Linked DNA regions of Homo sapiens: region 1 is linked to region 2. A link is a loop called in an ENCODE intact Hi-C map of the cell type or tissue named here. Cell type or tissue: natural killer cell. All regions are shown on one strand.

Region 1 (2,500 bases), 170 kb after region 2:
GACCACCACAATCCTTTTAAGCTGAGCAGTAGGTGCCACATGGGGAACACTGAAATAGCCATCTCTTGTGGGGAGCAGTGGCACTCAGGGGACAGTGAGAAAGCCAGGATCCCCCCAGCCTTCCCAGCCCTGGCCAGGGTTTGGTTGTCATCATCATGATCTCGCACGAATCTGGAAGTCGCCTGAGTGACATTCTTACCTGAAGAAACACAGGCAAGCCACCCAGGACCTGTTCAGCCTGCACTGGTTGACTATAAAATGCATACACTTGAAACAACCAAACAGAGGCCACAAAATCCAGAGGCAACAGCTCTTAGTTTTGCTTCCTAGGAACCCCTCAGGCCCTGTGAGATCAGGAATGGGGGAGAAATATTAGAAAAAATGAAAGAACTTGACAGGCCATAAGTTCCAGGGACATTCAGTGCTCCACTGGGAGGGCTGCTGTCTCAGCCTAGCACCCGATGGCGAAAAATGGCACAAAGGGACAGGTACAGTGGCTCATGCCTGTAATCCCAGCACTCTGGGGGGCCGAGGTGGTGGATCACCTGAGCTCAGGAGTTTGAGACCAGCCTGACCAACATGCCAAAACCCCGTCTCTACTAAAAATACAAAAATTAGCCGGGCATGCCTGTAATCCCAGCTACTTGGGAAGCTGAGGCAGGAGAATCGCTAGAACCTGGGAGGTGGAGGTTGCAGTGAGCCGAGATTGCGCCACTACACTCCAGCCTGGGCAACAAGAGCGAGACTCTGTCTCAAATAATAAAACAAAAACCAAAACACACACACACACACACACACACACACACACACACACACACACACACACACAAAACGGCACAAAGGAGCCAAGGGCCACCTGGTTGGAATCCTAGCTCTGCCACCTCCCGGCTGAGCAGCTCCTAGTGGGTAACTTAACCTCTCTGAGGCTGGGTAATGTAGAAGAATAGCGCCCCCTTGTGAGCCTGTGGAGAAGGCGAAAGGAGATGGCCTGTGTCACATCCTGGTCCACAGTGCCTCACACAGAGCAGGAGGTAACACTTGCAGAGTGCCACCTCATACTAGGGTGAACCATATGAAATTGCCAATAATCAGCTGTTGTTTGCCTATGAAAATGGCAATATAATATGGTTCTACCCACACAGGCACACAGAGGGGAACAACACACACTGGGGCCTATCAGAGGGTGGAGGGTGGGAGGAAGGAGAGGATCAGGAAAAATAACTAATGGGTGCTAGGCTTAATACCTGGGGGTGAAATAATCTGCACAACAAACCCCCATAACACAAGTTAACCTACATAACAAACCTGTACATATACCCCTGAACTTGCAGTAAAAGTAAAAAAAAAAAAAAAAAAAAAGGTTCTACCTAGTACGTGCTATAGTAGGTAGATATAATGTTATATGTATTAATTCATTGAATCCTTTCGACAACCCTATGAGGAAGGCACTGTTATTATTCCTTTTTTGTTTTTCAGACAGGTTCTCTCTCTCTCTCTCTGTCACCCACGCTGGAGTGCTGTGGTGCGATCTCCGCTCACTACAGCCTCAACCTCCTGGGCTCAAGCAATCCCCCTGCCTTAGGCTCCTGAGAAGCTGGGACCACAGGTGTGTGCCACCATGCCCCATGCCCAGCTAGATTTTTAAATTTTTTTTGCAGAGACAGGGTCTTGCTATGTTGCCCAGGCTGGTGTTGAACTCCTGAGGTCAAGCGATCTGCCCACTTCAGCCTCCCAAAGTGTTGGAATTACAGATGTGAGCCACTGCACCTGGCTATTATTCCCATTTTAAAGATGAGGAAACCAAAGCACAGAGAGGTTAACACCCTTGCTTAAAGTCACACAGCTAGCAAGAGGCGCTAAGATGGGAACAAGACAGTCTGGCTCCAAAGATTAATAACTGAGATTCCAAATGATGACCTCAAGTCATCAAGATAAGTTTAATTACATTCCAACCTCAGTTTGAGAAGTCAGAGAAGTGTGAAATCCATTTTAGAAAGGCCTCTGTGCAAACCAGTTAAAATTAAAAACAAAAAAAGGATTGGCTCTGAAACTCAGCTAACTGGAAAAATCCGCCAGTGTGCAACACTTTCTCCCTCTAACCCTGATGGCAGATAAGTGAGGCATTGCTGGGGGGTTGGCAGCTGATTTTGTTCCTTAGCCTTATCTGCCCTCCCTAATACAATCTAGACCCAGAAACATTTGCCAAAAGTCCACTGTGATCATCTGCATTGTTGCACCATTGTAGACTCCGTGGGGGATAAAACAGGCCTTCAGAGAAATTTCTAGACTGAAACGAAGGCAAGCTTCCTCCCTAATGGGTACCCATGCCACAGGGAAGTCCTTGAGACAAAGAGTGTGTAACTAACCGCCTGGGGGCTGTGCCTTGGAAGGTCACTCTGCCTTTCGTCAACAGTCATAGGAACAAGTGGGAGCTTGTGAATGGTTCAACCCCTTGATATATGTGTGAACCCAAGAAGAGGCTGGAGAAAGTGGCAATAAG
Region 2 (2,500 bases):
CTCAAGCCATCCACTTGTTTCGGCCTCTCAAAGTGCTGGGATTACAGGCATGAGCCACCATGCCCAGCCCCTGTACATTTTTAAATACATAATGCTTTTGCACACTTACAGTACAATGTAAACATAACTTTTATATACACTGGGAAACAAATTGTGTGACCTGCTTTATTGACATGGTCTGGAACTGAACCCATATATATCTGAGGTATGTCTATATGTGAAATGTGCACATAATGTTTTCTTGTGCTAAGTTCCCCAGCTTTTGAATTTTTATTTTTTTTTTAGATGGAATCTCCATCACCTGGGCTGGAGTGCAATGGCGCGATCTTGGCTCGCTGCAACCTCTGCCTCCTGGGTTCCAGTGATTCTCCAGCCTCAGCCTCCCGAGTAGCTGAGATTACAGGCACCTGCCACCAAGCCTAGCTAATTTTTTTTGTATTTTTAGTAGAGACGGGGTTTCACCATGTTGGCCAGGCTGATCTTGAACTCCTGACCTCAGGTGATTTCACCTGCCTCAGCTTCCCAAAGTGCTGGGATTACAGGCGTGAGCCACCGTGCCCAGCCAGGTTTCGAAAAATTTAAAGCACTTTTTATATTTTATACCTGTAATGGATTCAGTCCTGTGGGCATGGGCAATTCTTTGTGTGCCAGACATTTAATATCTCTGTCCTCTTCACCCTACAGCCAGTTAACCTCCCTGGCCAGTGTGACAGTCATTAAAAAAAAAAAAAATTGGCTGGGCGCACTGGCTCATGCCTGTAATCTCAGCACTTGGGCTGAGAGGCAGAGGTGGGAGGATTGCTTGAGCTCAGGAGTCAGTCTGGGCAACATAGCAAGACCTTGTCTCTACTAAAAATAAAAAATTAGCCGGGTGTGGTAGCACGTGCCTGTTGTCCCAGCTACTCTGGAGGCTGAGGTGAGAGGATCGCTTGAGTCTGAGAAATTGAGGTTGCAGTGAGCCGTGATTGCATCACTGCGCTCCAGCCTGGGGGACAGGAGTCTAAAAAAAAAAAAAAAGAAAAAAAAATGCCCAGCTACCCACTAGGAGGCAGTACTGCACCATCGAGAATGGGCCAGACTTTTTGCCTGAGGTTGCACATCTCTTCAGGGAATTGAGTCTGCACTGACTTTTCCACCATGACAATAATAACACATTAACAAAGATAATCATAACAGTAATTACTGATCCTTGAGCTTTATGTATCAGCATTTTGCTAAACATTTTACATATACATACTACCTACTCACTTAAACCTAACCACTTGAGGGAGGCTCTGTTACCCTATTTTGAAACCAAGGCTTAGATCCAAGACCCATGTTAAGTGCTTTGTGAGGAAGGGGTTTTACTGAAGTGCTGAAAGAATGGGATTTGGATAGGAAGTTGGATATATGAAGAGCCAAGTGCATAAAAACAAAGGCAGGAAACTAAAAGGTTCCATGTTGACAGGTTTAAAACCCTATGAATTTGTTCAGAGCTTTAGAATGGTAGGTAGACTAGTAGAATGTCAGAGCTACAGGGACCTTAGAGATTATCAGGGATGGTGATTTCCTTTTTCTTTTTCTTTTTTTTTTTTTTTTTTTGAGACTGAGTCTCACTTTATTTCCCAGGCTGAAGTAGAGTGATGTGATCTCGGCTCACTGCAACCTCCGCCTCCCGGGTTCAAGCAATTCTCGTGCCTCAGCCTCCTGAATAACTGGGATTATGGGCGCCTGCCACCACGCCTGGCTAATTTTTATTTTTTATTTATTTATTTTTTTTGAGACGGAGTCTTGCTCTGTCGCCCAGGTTGGAGTGCAGTGGCGCGATCTCAGCTCACTGCAAGCTCTGTCTCCCGGGTTCACGCCATTCTCCTGCTTCAGCCTCCTGAGTAGCTGGGACTACAGGCATCCGCCACCACGCCCGGCTAATTTTTTGTATTTTTAGTAGAGATGGGGTTTCACCGTGTTAGCCAGGATGGTCTCGATCTCCTTGACCTTATGATCTGCCTGCCTTGGCCTCCCAAAGTGCTGGAATTACAAGCGTGAGCCACTGCGCCCGGCCAATTTTTGCTTTTTTAGTACAGACAGGGTTTCACCATGTTGGCCAGGCTGGTCGGGAACTCCTGACCTCAGGTGATCTGCCTGTCTCGGCCTCCTAAAGTGTTGGGATTACAGGCGTGAGCCACCATGCCCAGCCAGGGATGGTGATTTTCAAACTTTAAACATAGTTAAAGTTTTTGGAATGAAATCTTATGTAGAATACAGAAAACAGCTAAAAATGGTATAGCTATAAAAAGTATAGGTTCTAATAATATTGGCTCATAAAGACAAGAGAAATCCAATTTCCTTCTGTTATTTTGGTTGAATAGAGAAGTGCAAATGGTAACATTTTTTAACACTTTATTTTGCAATCCCCGAGGTGACAGGATAGGAAGGTCCATCCCATAAACAACCTAGAAGCACAGACGTCAGAAGAACATCACCCCAACATGTTTATAGGCATTTGGTTGAATAGGTTTTA

The links. Hi-C counts contacts between places; a loop is a spot of excess contacts. Peaks named below come from ENCODE experiments on the same cell type or tissue, not always from the same donor. Only the 100,000 strongest peaks of a DNase experiment are listed, where the experiment ranks them.
Region 1: a loop joins it to region 2, with 3 times the contacts of the local background. A loop is called at or near these places in 2 of 110 quality-filtered maps.

What each region holds. Positions count from the first base shown.
Region 1 is chr6:36,782,041-36,784,540 of GRCh38, forward strand. The region is part of intron 8 of CPNE5 (copine 5); the gene reads right to left. Among named protein-coding and RNA genes, the nearest start is that of CPNE5, 56 kb to the right of the region's middle. In natural killer cell, a CTCF peak has its summit at 972 (motif pointing left); a DNase peak (open chromatin) is centred at 951.
Region 2 is chr6:36,614,290-36,616,789 of GRCh38, forward strand. No RefSeq gene overlaps it. Among named protein-coding and RNA genes, the nearest start is that of MIR3925, 7.0 kb to the right of the region's middle. RefSeq lists an enhancer at 776-825. In natural killer cell, CTCF peaks have their summits at 1,067 (motif pointing right) and 1,268; a DNase peak (open chromatin) is centred at 1,042; H3K27ac peaks cover 432 bases.